Regions from separate parts of the Homo sapiens genome. Here region 2 is linked to region 1. The links are chromatin contacts, found by Hi-C or POLR2A ChIA-PET in ENCODE. All regions are on one chromosome and are shown on one strand. The core of a region is the stretch at or near the end of the contact, and the rest is flanking DNA. Distances in the headings are between cores, read along the strand shown.

What was found. A loop is a pair of places that touch in the nucleus more often than their neighbours do. ChIA-PET counts read pairs that join two places held with the same protein, here RNA polymerase II (POLR2A). Pooled maps may share reads with other maps.
Region 2: a loop to region 1 is called in a pooled map, with 2.0 times the contacts of the local background. The contact joins two enhancer-like sites. A Hi-C loop is called at or near these places in 1 of 168 maps with a recorded cell type or tissue (endothelial cell of hepatic sinusoid) and 1 of 50 pooled maps. POLR2A ChIA-PET finds 5 or more read pairs at or near these places in 6 of 52 experiments (BJ, H1, PC-3 and 3 more).

Annotation. Positions count from the first base shown.
Region 1 is chr1:44,000,776-44,007,551 of GRCh38, reverse strand. SLC6A9 (solute carrier family 6 member 9) reads left to right here. Exons shown (of 14, transcript NM_001024845.3): 6 at 4,567-4,699; 7 at 4,906-5,040; 8 at 5,136-5,239; 9 at 5,925-6,162; 10 at 6,254-6,388; 11 at 6,497-6,596; 12 at 6,685-6,776. Among named protein-coding and RNA genes, the nearest start is that of CCDC24, 13 kb to the right of the region's middle. RefSeq lists silencers at 1,776-1,835, 1,662-1,868. Within about 2 kb of position 1,696, at least 2 of the 41 ENCODE cell types and tissues checked have a DNase peak (open chromatin) inside an H3K27ac peak, as active enhancers do.
Region 2 is chr1:44,063,774-44,070,447 of GRCh38, reverse strand. LOC124904169 (a long non-coding RNA gene) reads left to right here. Exons shown (of 3, transcript XR_007066056.1): 2 at 3,713-3,800. It also overlaps a transcript of KLF17 not described here. Among named protein-coding and RNA genes, the nearest start is that of SLC6A9, 36 kb to the right of the region's middle. RefSeq lists enhancers at 2,404-2,493, 2,714-2,763, 2,964-3,043. Within about 2 kb of position 1,872, at least 9 of the 41 ENCODE cell types and tissues checked have a DNase peak (open chromatin) inside an H3K27ac peak, as active enhancers do.

The DNA.
Region 1 (6,776 bases), core at 447-2,946:
CCGGGGGTGCCGTGATCAAGACATCCTGGCACATTTTGTTCAGAGGCGACAGAGACCAGAGTCTCAGGCCATCCTGCTGTGCCCTCCACCCACCAGTTGGAAATTCCCTGTGTCTTGCTGGGGAACCCCTGGGCAGAGGGCTTTGGGGGCATGCTGGCAGGCCTCCACCATTTATTCCACAACATTCACGCCTCTGCTCTGCCAGGCCCTGTGTCCCCATGGTAGGTATGAACAGCCCAGAGCCCCTGTCCTGAGGAGCTCACAGGGCAGTGGGGAGACAGATTGCTAATCACAGTAGGGCAAGTGCCTCGGTCCAGGTATGTGCAGGGGTGTCACAGAGACACAAAGAGGTAGTGCTTGGTGCTAAGGGGATGGGGCAAGACCAGGCAGTCAGAGCTTCCCAGAGAAGGGAGAGAGGAAAGTAGAGAGATTGGGAACCACATGAGCAGGTGAGCAGAGGCCAGAAGGAGGCAAACTGGAGCTGGGGTTGGGAGCAGGTGGGACGCTGAGTGACAAGACAGAAGAGGCCAGCAGGCATCATATAACACAGGGCCTCCCATGCCAGGCTAAGGGTTTGAGGCTTTTCTCCACATGTGATGGAAAGCCATGGCTGAAATGTACAAGGGTCTGAGGATACCGCAAGTCACCACAGGGCCTCTAAACCCAGGTCCAAGTACTCTGACCCTGAAGGACTCAGCTTCCCTGTGCCAACCTCTGGGCTGGGCTGTAGACACTCAAAGACAGGTAAGACAGGGCCACTATTCTCAAGGACCCAGAGCATAGAGAACACAGTTGCTGTCCCCCAGAGGGGCATGGGCAGACTCAGGCACTCAGTTACCAGACAGGTCATTTCATTTGTCTTTCATTTTTTAATTTTTAACATCCTAACATTTATTTTCTTTTTAAAAAATACACCTGGAACTGAATGGACAGATGATTTCTTTTTTTTTTTTTTTTTTTTTTTTGAGACAGAATCTCGCTCTGTTGCCCAGGCTGGAGTGCAGTGGCACGATCTCAGCTCACTGCAACCTCTGCCTCCCGGGGTAAGCGATTCTCCTGCCTCAGCCTCCCTAGTAGCTGGGATTACAAGCACCCGCCACCACGCCTGGCTTGTTTTTGTATTTTTAGTAGAGACAGGGTTTCAACATGTTGGCCGGGCTGGTCTCGAACTCCTGACCTCAGGTGATCCACCCACCTCGGCCTCCCAAAGTGCTGGGGTTACAGGCATGAGCCACCACACCCAGCTGATTTCTTGAGCACCTACTAGGTACCAGGTACTGTTCTCAGAGGGGAGAGAGGGCAGGGAGGCAGACATTGTCCTCACGGAGCTGCCGTCCGATGGGAGAACGAGCAGATATTGCTGAGTGAGGCGTTTTATTACATTTGAGGCATGATGTGGACTGGTCAACTTGATCTAGTCTGGGGTGATGAACCTTTCTGGAAGCTCCCAGAAACACAAAGCCTTGTGCAACCCCACCCCCAGATGCTCCAGTGGTGGTTGTCCCAGGGACTGACTGCCAGAGATTCCCAGCCCTGGGCCCACCCAGGGCAAAGCTCTAGAGATTTTATCCAGTAAAATCAGAGGGGAAGAGCCTTCAAAGAAATCTGGCTGGTGGAGCCGCTGCACTCTACTCCCCAGCGCGGGCTGGAGCCAGGCCTGCCTAACTGGCCACTGTCCCATGCGGGATACCTTCCCGGCAGCACGGCTCCCTGCTGCCCTCTCCTGGAGATCCAGGGAAATGGCCCTGAAGAGAGCAACCCAGGCTGGCTTCAGCAAGGGAGGAAAGGAAGCACCCTTATTGTTGAGCACCTACTAGGTGCCAGGCATGTTATCTAAGTAGATATTAGTATCCATATTTTCAGACTCAGAAACTGCCGTTTAGAGGTTAAGGAGCTAGGCAGCAGTCGCTGTATCAGAATCTGTGTGTGTTGCGCCCGTCTGGTGCTGCTGTTGCTGGGTGTGCCGGGGTGAATTAGGTGGGGGTGGCTGTGCAGGTGTTTAGTCCACACTCTCCAATGACCCTTTGGACAGCTGCGCGATCTCACTGGAGTGCCACAAAAACCCTGTTAGGTAGCTTGTGTAGGGATTTTAAAAATCACCATTTTACAAATGAGGGAAGCTAATCAAAAGTAAGATGAAGAGACTCTAAAGCGAGAGAAGCTCAAACGGCAGATTTCTGAGCCCATGTCTGCCTCTCACCCACTCACCCTTCTCACTCAGGGTCCTCCCCTCCCTCGCCACCCTCTTCACAATCTTGCCTTCCAGTCCCCTGTGCTGGTCTGATACCTGCTACTGGGTCCTAAACTCGTGACCAGGCCTTCTCACCTCTGCGGTCCCTGTGGGGCCCAGCTCCTGTCCCCCAGGGTCTTCATGGCAGCTCTGGAGTCACACAGACTCCTCCCAAATCCTGGCTCTGTCGCATATTAGCTGTGGCCTTGGGAGGTCGTTCACAGTCATTTGTCCATGAAATTGGGCAGTCGTGATACCTACCTGGTTTTAAAGACAAAATGAGATAATGCAGCCTAAATCACTAAGACTGCTGATAGGAGCTCAGGCAGCACAACCACAGCCCCTGTGGGACCTGTTCCTGAGGGTCCTGTTCTCAAGGCACTCACCACCTGGCCGGGGAAATAAGATTTGTCATGTGGAGACATTTTTAAAGCAACGCAGAGTAATTCTGGAGATGTCATGTGTCAAGAGGTCACTTGTAAATACGTTGGGTTCCAAATGTCCTTAGGCTGTTTGATCTCAAAAGCATGTGGTCCAAAACCAAAACCAAACAAAAAACAGAATATGATGCCCTAAAAATAAAGCTAGAATTCATCATTTGGTTTCCAGGCTAGCCTTTTAAACTCTTCAGTCCCTAACACTGTAACGCTATATTCTTGCAGTCAAAAATAATATAGGCCAGGTGCGGTGGCTCATGCCTGTAATCCCAGCACTTTGGGAGGCTGAGGCAGGAGGATTGCTTGAGCCCAGGCATTCGAGACCAGCCTGGGCAATATGGCGATACCATATCTCTACAAAAAATACAAAAATTAGTTGGGCATGGTGGTGCACACATGTAGTCCCATCTACTCGGGAGGCTGAGGTGGGAGGATCGATTGAGACTGGGAGGTCGAGGCTGCAGTGAGCCATGATTGTGCCATTGCACTCCAGCCTGGGCTATAGAGCAAGACCCTGTCTCAATAATAATAATATAAAACACTACCTGTTTAGCATATATGGTTAGACAAAGTATTAAAAAATCCTTCAGGCCAGGCGTGGTGGCTCACGCCTGTAATCCCAGCACTTTGGGAGGCTGAGGCAGGTGGGTCACCTGAGGTCAGGAGTTTGAGACCAGCCTGGCCAACATGGTGAAATCCCCATCTCTCCTAAAAATACAAAAATTAGCCCAGCGTATTGGTGCATACCTGTAATCCCAGCTACTCGGGAGGCTGAGGCAGGAGAATCGCTTGAACCTGGGAGACGGAGGTTGCAGTGAGCCCAGATCGCACGAATGCACTCCAGCCTGGGTGACAGAGCAAGACTGTGTCAAAAAAAAAAAAAATCCTTCAAACAAGAAATGGTTTCTTTACTTTGAATGCTGGTGCTGGAGGTAGAGCAGTTGTTCTTTGCCCTCTTCCCTGAGGGCTGGGGAGATGCCCCTGCAGGCCTGTATGCCCAGCACTTAGCACAGGCCCGGGCACGTAAATGTCTGATTGATCAAAAGATCACAGCTGGTATGACATAGGGTGCCAGATGGAGCCACCCAGAGGGGAGAAATTTGGGTCCAATCTTTTTTTTTTTTTTTTTTTTTTTTGAGATTGGACTTTTGCTTTGTTGCCCAGGCTAGAGTGCAGTGGCACAATCTCCACTCCCTGCAACCTCCACCTCCTGGGTTCAAGCAGTTCTCCTGCCTCAGCCTCCCGAGTAGCTGGGATTACAGGCACCCGCCATCATGGCCGGCTAATTTTTGTAGAGACGGGGTTTCACCATATTGGCCAGGCTGGTCTTGAACTCCTGACTTCAGGTGATCCACCCACCACGGCCTCCCAAAGTGCTGGGATTACAGGTGTGAGCCACCACACCCAGCCAGGGTCCAATCTTTACTGAGCATTCCACTGCTTCCCTCAATTTATCAGAGATAGAGCTAATTGGTGCACGTGAAATGCTCACTGGTGGCTTCCTGGAGGAGGTGACACCTGACAGAATGAGGAAAAGGCATTCCTGAAGGGAGAAGTGTGCAAACAAGGACCTGGGCTGAGCCCAACTGGGGACAAGGAGATCTCCTCGCCCAGGAACTAGGAAGACCACCCAAGCCTGGGGTGTGGCCTCCAGGAGCCCTTGAAGGGCCTGGGAAAGGCTGCAGAGCAGTGGACTGTGTTGGGCTCCCCAGGGGCTGCAGCAGGTGGAGGGGACTGGGCCGGCCAGGGCTGGGCCCCTGAAGTAGCTCCCATGTCACACAAGGTGGCTGCTGGGACCTCATGACAAAGGAGGGTACAGCCCGGGTGGGCCCTGGGCCTTGGGAATTTGTTGCTGGGCAGCGGCGGCTGGCCCTCAGTGACAGAGTCTCCCCTTCCCAGGCTGTACGTGCTGAAGCTGTCAGATGACATTGGGAACTTTGGGGAGGTGCGGCTGCCCCTCCTTGGCTGCCTCGGTGTCTCCTGGTTGGTCGTCTTCCTCTGCCTCATCCGAGGGGTCAAGTCTTCAGGGAAAGCAAGTACCCCTCCCCAGCAGGGTCTGTGCCCACCCAGAAAGACCCTGCCCCCTACCTGGGTTATGTGTGTATTGCAGGGAGGGGATGCTGAAGGGACTCCGGAGCCGGAGAGGGACCAGGGGGCTGGTGGTGATTAGGGAGCCAGGGTGGTGGTGCCCAGGGGAGGGGAGAGCCCAGAAGAGTCCATGGAGCCCTCTTGTGCCAGGTGGTGTACTTCACGGCCACGTTCCCCTACGTGGTGCTGACCATTCTGTTTGTCCGCGGAGTGACCCTGGAGGGAGCCTTTGACGGCATCATGTACTACCTAACCCCGCAGTGGGACAAGATCCTGGAGGCCAAGGTGGGAAGTGAGGGAAACCGGAAGGGGGCTGGGGAGGGGCCAGGGAGGTGCCTGCCTCTGCCCACAGCTCCTCACCCACCGGTCCTTCCCTGCAGGTGTGGGGTGATGCTGCCTCCCAGATCTTCTACTCACTGGGCTGCGCGTGGGGAGGCCTCATCACCATGGCTTCCTACAACAAGTTCCACAATAACTGTTACCGGTGAGTGCTCCCTGCTGGGCTGAGGCTGCCCCCTTCCTGCACTCTCTGCAGCCTGATCTCAGCTCCAGTGCAGCCATGGGCCCACGAGGCCTCCTTTCCCCTCATGATCTTGAGGTTCTGGGAATACTGGTTCTGGATAAAGTTGTTGGAGAATGAGGAGAGAGGTTTAGGCAGGAGAGAGAAGAGAGATAGGGACAGTGATGTCCCAGGGGTCTGTGAGGACTCAGGCAGCTCAGGCTCCTTAAAAATGCCCAGAACAGACCAGAAAAGGAGTTGGGGGCCAGGCTCAGTGCTTCACGCCGTAATCCCAGCACTTTGAGAGGCCAAGGCGGGAGGATCACTTGAGCCCAGGAATTCAAGACAAGCCTGGGCAGCATAGTGAGACCCCATCTTTCTTTATAAAACATAAAAAAGAAAATTAGCTGGGTGTGGTGGCACACACCTGTAGTCCCAGCTACTTAGGAGGCTGAGGTGGGAGGATTGCTTGAGACCAAGAGGTCAAGGCTACAGTTAGCTGTGATAGCGCCATTGCACTCCATCCTGGACAACAGAGTGAGACCCTGTCTCCCACTCCAAAAAAAAAGAGTTGGGGGTGCCTTTGTACCTAGAACTTTCCGTGTCTCCATGTCTCCTCTTGGCCCAAATTGGGGAGAGGGAAGCTGAACTCTGTTTTCCTCCCCATCAGGGACAGTGTCATCATCAGCATCACCAACTGTGCCACCAGCGTCTATGCTGGCTTCGTCATCTTCTCCATCCTCGGCTTCATGGCCAATCACCTGGGCGTGGATGTGTCCCGTGTGGCAGACCACGGCCCTGGCCTGGCCTTCGTGGCTTACCCCGAGGCCCTCACACTACTTCCCATCTCCCCGCTGTGGTCTCTGCTCTTCTTCTTCATGCTTATCCTGCTGGGGCTGGGCACTCAGGTACGAGGTGCAGGACGTGGACCGGAGGCTTGGGGAAGGGAGGGGACAGGAACAAGGGGCAGGTCTCCGATCTGACAGCCACATCCTGCAGTTCTGCCTCCTGGAGACGCTGGTCACAGCCATTGTGGATGAGGTGGGGAATGAGTGGATCCTGCAGAAAAAGACCTATGTGACCTTGGGCGTGGCTGTGGCTGGCTTCCTGCTGGGCATCCCCCTCACCAGCCAGGTAAGAGCTGCGTAAGGGAAGGGCTGGCCCAGAGTTGCCAGGACGTGCAGGGAAGGGTTGGGGAGCCCGGGCTGCAGGCGCCTCCCACAGCTGCCCGCTGTTCCCCAGGCAGGCATCTATTGGCTGCTGCTGATGGACAACTATGCGGCCAGCTTCTCCTTGGTGGTCATCTCCTGCATCATGTGTGTGGCCATCATGTACATCTACGGTGAGCACTCGAGCCTCCGGCCTCCCGCGACCCGGCCCTTGGCCCGCCCACTCTGTCCTGCGGGTCTGCTGACCCCCCATCTCTCCAGGGCACCGGAACTACTTCCAGGACATCCAGATGATGCTGGGATTCCCACCACCCCTCTTCTTTCAGATCTGCTGGCGCTTCGTCTCTCCCGCC
Region 2 (6,674 bases), core at 623-3,122, 63 kb before region 1:
ATACCACGTGTTCTGTCTTATAAGTGGGAGCTAAATAATGTGTACATGTGGAAGTAGAGTGTGGAATGACAGACAATGGAAATTCGGAAGGGCGAGAGGGTGGAGGGGGGTGGATGATGAGAAATCACTTAATGGGTTCAATGTATGTTACTCCAGTGATGGATCCACCACAAGCCCTGACTTCACCACTATACAAAATATCAATGTAACAAAATTACACTTGTGCCCCATAAATGCATACAAATTTAAAAAATCACTTAAAAAATTAAAAAGGAGGTTTGGTAGAGGGAGATTTGGGGACTTTTTAAAATAATGGAGGCTTTATCATGTTTATAGGCTACAGACAAGAACTAATTGACTTAGAGACTAAAATGCAAGAAAGAAGGATGAATCAATAAAACCAGAGGGTCAAAGGTGGGGGGAATGCAGAGCACAGAAGGGACGGGCTGAGGGTGTGGCGTCCAGATTCCGCCCTCCCCTACCCATGGGCTACTGGAGGCAAAAGACACCCACCGAGCACAGCGGCCACAGAGACATGCATCGCCGACGCTGGGGCAGGAGCAGATGCTAAGGTTGGACAAGAGCAGGGAAAAGAGAAAGAGGAAGTTGGCACCTTTTGGATTGGAACATGGCATCCTGACCCAGAACACAGGGTACTTTCCCACCAAAGCAGCGAGGGTTAAAAAACAGACTCCGTCTTTCCCTCAGCATCCCCCAAAGTTAGGACTAGGGTGATATGGTGTAGGTGTTCATCCCCTCCAAATCTCAGTTGAAATGTGATCCCCAGTGTTGGAGGTGGGGCCTAGTGGGAGGTGTTTAGGTCCCGGAGGCGGATCCCTCATGAATGGCTTCGTGCTGTCCTTGCAATAATGAGTGATTTCTCGCTGAATTACTAGAGATCTGCTTGTTTAAAAGAGTGTGGCTCCTCCTGTCTTCTCTCTCTCTCTCTCTCTCTCTCTCTCTCTCTCTCTCTCTCTCGCCATGTAACACACTGGCTCCCCTCCGCCTTCCATGGCAGTTGTAAGCTCCCTGAGGCCTCCCCAGAAGCAGATGCTTCCTGACAGCCTGCAGAACCATAAGCCAAAATAAACCTCTTTTCTTTATTAGTTACCCAGCCTCAGGTATTTCTTCATAGCAAAGCAAGAACAGACTAACACATAAGGGGAGAAGGAAAGCCAGCTAGACTGGGGTGGACCCCTCTGGCCAAGGCCTCCTGCCCAGGAAAGCCCTCCTCCCATGCTGAACCCCCACCCCTATCCTGCCAGGGAGTGTCCTATCCATCTCCTGGTAGGATGTGAGGACTGGAAGACCCTGTCCTGAAATGTCTCCCACCCAGACCTGCCTCAGTTTGCAGACTTTTACCTCTCCACATGAGTGATCATTAAAATAAAATACACATTTCTGTGAGGGGAGGGGGTCAGGCCCTGACCCCTGAGAGGAGGCATGTGGCTGGGGGAGGGGAATAAATGCAGAAAGCAGAGGTAAGGATTCTAAGGCCACTCAGCTAGTGATGTCACCAGTGGTGACCCCAGAAATTCTATGTAAAAGGGCACAGGGTCACAATTGTGTTACAACAGGGGATGGGCCAGGGGACAAACTATTTTTACTCAGATTAGGCATTTTCTGCCTAGCTTGGGGGAGAATGAGGAAGTGTGTTGAGTGTCTAAACTCTCCACAAGCTTCCGTTTGGTGCCACTCTGGAGAAAACATAACCCCAGCCTGTGACCCTGGAGAATCATGCTAGCAGAGCAAGGGTTAAAGCTTCCTGTGAGGGCAGGGGCCAGCCCTCCTGTGAGGCCAGAATGTTCCAGTCCAGACTGAGGCAGGCAGCTTGGGAAAAACTGCCCACCACCTAATGAATCAGATAACACATTAGCTTGAGATCAAGGCCAAGGCCGAAGGGCAGGGGAAGGGAGGAGGCTGCTGACAGAGAAGCTTGGTTCTCTCTGCCCCAGTAACAGGGAGGTGGTGGGGGCTACATAGTAACTGGAGGGCCCTGCCCCAGGAGCTCTCCTGCTCACCCCACTCCTGGCTGGTATGTCCTCACCTCAGTGAGACTTTTCCCGTAAAGAGGGGCCTCAAGGTGAAGTGCTCAGGACCCAGAAACTGGAATGAGACGCTGATGAAAGGGGCTGGGCGCAGTGGCTCACACCTGTAATCCCAGCACTTTGAGAGGTGGGCATATCACTTGAGGTCAGGAGTTTGAGACAGCCTAAACAACATGGTGAGACCCCATCTCTGCCAAAAACGCAAAAATTACCCAGGCATGGTGACATGCACCTGTAATCCTAGCTACTCAGGAGGCTGAGGCAGGAGAATTGCTTGAACCCAGGGGGCGGAGATTATAGTGAGCCGAGATCACACCACTGCACTCCAGCCTGGGTGACAAAGCAAACTCTGTCTCAAAAAGAGAAAGAAAAAAAAAGTGCTGAGGAAAGGGCTTCTCCTGTCCTTCTCATGCCCAGATGGGGAAGAAAGGTCAGTGCTGCCTGAGGCTCAGAGAACCCAGGCTTGTGCTTCCAGGGTACACAGGAAACACAGACCCTCTCGGTTCTGCTCCTCCCAGCCTCTCCTGTCCTGCTCTGTCCCACCCCCACCTAATTCTGATCTGGCCCCAGGTTATCCCCACCCTTCCCCCATGAGGTCAGGGTGGCATTGGCTCACTGTTGGTGCTCTGCCCTGGTCAGTGCACCCTGCCCCAGTTGCTGTGACAGTGAGCTGCTCCTTCTCTAAATAATCACATATTCTCAACCAAATGCAGTCAACTCCTTCAGGAAGTTCTGCACCCTCTCTGGGGTACAAAGGGACATCCCACCAGCCTCAAACAGAAACAAATTCTGTGGTATAATTTATGCTCCAGTGCTCCCTGTGGGTCCAGGCTGAAGACAGTATCCACACACTTGCTTAGCTTTCTTCCTCTGTCCTATCCTGTTTCTCTCCCACCTCTTCTTCTGAGAGGACTCCTCTCATAAATCACTGGAACAAGAATATTCATGTCAGACTCTGTTCTCGGGAACCTGACCTAAGAGCCTTCCTTATGTCACTCATAACCAGTATCGCCCAAGATGCTACATCAACCACAATACATTGTCTCAAAATTCAGCTTTATCTAGTACCTAATACCTTGTGATACATCCCTTTCTGTTTAAACAGAGTATTGCAGATCCTGTTGTCTGCAAAGCCAAGAACTTTGATCAATAAAATGATTCACACCAGAAATGGTTGCAGCAACCATCACTCAAGGGAGTGGGAGTCTGACCTAGAAGGGGACTTCTTGACCCAGTTGAGTTTGAAGGCAATGAAGATTCTAATAGCGTTAGAGGATTAGACATTATATATTGTTTGTTTTTAAAAATAATATAATAAAAAATGAGCTCAACACTCATCCCAAGAGTTAAATGTTATCGATCACTTAGTTCTACCCATACCTCCTCCGAGAGGTAACCACTATTTGAGAACGTCATCTATATAGATGCCTAAATGAAATATTGTTTTGTTTTGCTTGTTTTTGATCTTTATAAAAAGAGTGCTCTTCAAGACTTGCTTTATTGCTCAAAATTATGTTACTAAGATTATCCATGTTGTGGCATGGATAGGAGTATCATTCATTTTTACTGCTGTGTCATATTCCATGTGTGAGTACACTACAGTCTATCCACTCTGTAGTCACCAGGCATTTGAATGGTTCTTTTATTTGTGCTCTTACATATAGCGCTACTGGCTACACTCCTGTCAGATGTCTTCTGATGTACCTGTGCAAGAATTTCTCCTGGGTATATATCCAAGAGTCGAATATCTGGGTATGTGATTGTTCAATAACACAAGATAATGACAAATTGTTTTTCCAGAGTGGATATTCAATTTATACACCAACCATTAATGTATAAGAGATCTCACTGACCAATATTCTCTTTAGAAAGTTGGCCAGGCATGGTGGCTCTTTCCTGAAATCCCAGCACTCTGGGAGGCTGAGGTGGGAGGATTGCTTGAGCCCAGGAGTTCAAGACCAGCCTAGGCAACATATCAAGACCCCATCTCTTAAAAAAAAAAAAAAAAAAGGAAAGTATTATCATACCCCTTAATTTTTTTGTTGTTTTTTTTGGGGGGAGGGTTTTTGTTTGTTTCTTTTGAGGAAAGGTCTCACTCTGTTGTCCAGGCTGGTGTACAGTGGTGCAATCATGGCTCACCGCAGCCTTGACCTCCCAGCTCAAGCAATCCTCCCACCTCAGTCTCCCAAGTAGCTGAGAACACAGGTTCATACCACTATGCCTAGCTATTTTTAAAAATTTTTTTGTAGAGACGGGGGTCTCACTGTATTGCCCAGGCTGGCCTGGAACTTCTAAGTTCAAGTGATTTTCCCACCTCGGTCTCCCAAAGTGCTGGGATTATAGGTGTGAGCCACAGTGCCCAGCCCATACTTCTTAGTTTTTGCCAATTGAATGGATGTAAATGATATCTTATTCTAGACTTAACTACATTTCCCTGATTATTAATAAAGTTGAGTATTTTCCATCCATTTATTGCCCATTCATGTTTCTTTTTCTGAAGGAAATTTGCTAATTTTTCTATTGAATTACTTCTATATTTCTTACTATTTTATAGGCATTATCTGCACATACTAGACACTGTTTGCTGATTATATATGTTATAAATATCTTCTTTGCTTGTGGCATGTATTTTTATTTCTTCTAATGTATAATAAATAAACAGAAGTAATACAGCTATTAAGGATTATTTTAGGCTGGGAGCAGTGGCTCATGCCTGTAATTACAGCAATTTGGGAGGCCAAGGCAGGGGATCACTTGAGACCACAAGTTCGAGACCAGCCTGGGCAACATGGTGAAACCCCGTCTCTACTAAAAATACAAAAATTAGCCTGGCGTGGTGGTGCTCAACTGTAATCCCGTCTACTCGGGAGGCTGAGGCATGAGAATCACTCGAATCTAGGAGGCAGAGGTTGCAATGAGCCTACATCACACCACTGCACTTCAGCCTGGGTGACAGATGGAGACTCTGGCTCAAAAAAAAAAAAAAAAAAAAAACCAAGGATTATTTTGATTCATATTATGAATACTATTATGCCGACAATTTTATGATATAATCACTAGTATTCTGGCTTGTATTACTTAAATTGTCATAAACATCTCTCTTTTTTTTTTTTAGATGGAGTCTCGCTCTGTCGCCCAGGCTGGAATGCAGTGGCATGATCTTGGCTCACTGCAACCTCTGCCTCCCAGGTTCAAGTGATTCTCCTGCCTCAGCTTCCCGAGTAGCTGAGATTACAGGCGTGCGCTACCACGCCCCGCTAATTTTTGGTATTTTTAGTAGAGACGGGGTTTCACCATGTTGGCCAGACTGCTCTCGAACTCCTGACCTCGTGATCCGCCCGCCTCAGCCTCCCAAAGTGCTGGGACTACAGGCGTGAGCCACCACGCCCAGCCTATAAACATCTCTTGACCTTAAAACAATATAAAGTTCTTCTAAAGATACCTAGTTAGCACACTTTCTCATTAAAATTGCATTAACTTCCAATCTATTTCCATATTTATTTGAAAGTTCTTATTGTTTTTGTGCACACGATTAGCAGCTTTCAAATAATCATTAATTATTATAACGTTTTACTCATGAAATATTAAATATACATGTATACCTCAAATGACTAATAGAATTTTGGCATATAAAGCAAAGGACATTTTCATGAACCTGTATCTTGAATGGTTACCTATATGTGAAGGTGAATATTCAGATATTAACAATAAATTCACGTAACATGGCTTGGTTCATTTACTGATATTGTTATGTTGATCAGATATGACAAAAATCAACACAGTCGTGATCATGGATCACACACAGGTTCAGGGATGTCACAAATGATACCAAAGAAGGTATTTGGCTATTTAACCTTGTAAGGGCTAGAGCCAAAGTCATAGTTGAATAGCAGATTTGAGCCAAATACTAAGTCCACAGCTAAGCTTTAGTGCATCCCTAATATGAAATTCTTCACAGTCTACATCATAAAATTATTTATATCTAGGCTTCTCTATGGATTTGCATAGAAAGTGTCTAGAATGATAACCGACAAATGTTGAAGATAATTGTTGGGGGTAGCTGCATTTGGGGCAGTTGAAAAAACTTTTTCAGTACTTTCTGTATTAATTATTATAATAAGCATATATCTTTTTATGAGAATTTAGTTAAGAATCTTTCCACAGTAACAATATCAATAATTACATATACATAACAATAAATTTTACTGGTTTTTCCCTTGTTGCCATGTTTAGCATATTATGCCTTCCTTGTTTCCCAGCTAACTTCTCACTTATTTTTTCATTTGGCTGAAGTGCTTCCTCTGGCAGTTAGTTTAGGGAGGGTACATAGGCAGTTGTGCTAGGTATTCTCCATGTGCCTCTTTTGGTCCACTTTCCACTCTGCTCTGGCCCCGCACTGCCCTGCTGACCCGTGGTCCTGCTAACCTTGTGAATTGCACTCAATCCTCCCGGCTTCCTAACAGCATTCAATCCAGAGTTGGCTCTGGCTTCCCTAATCCCTTCTCAGAGGCATCCAACACAAGCACAAACTCAAGTCTCCCTTACTAAGATGGTCCCAAGATTCATGCATTCTTCCTGCTGCAGCAAGCCAGATAAACTTAACTTTTATTAACTATAGGTATGGCC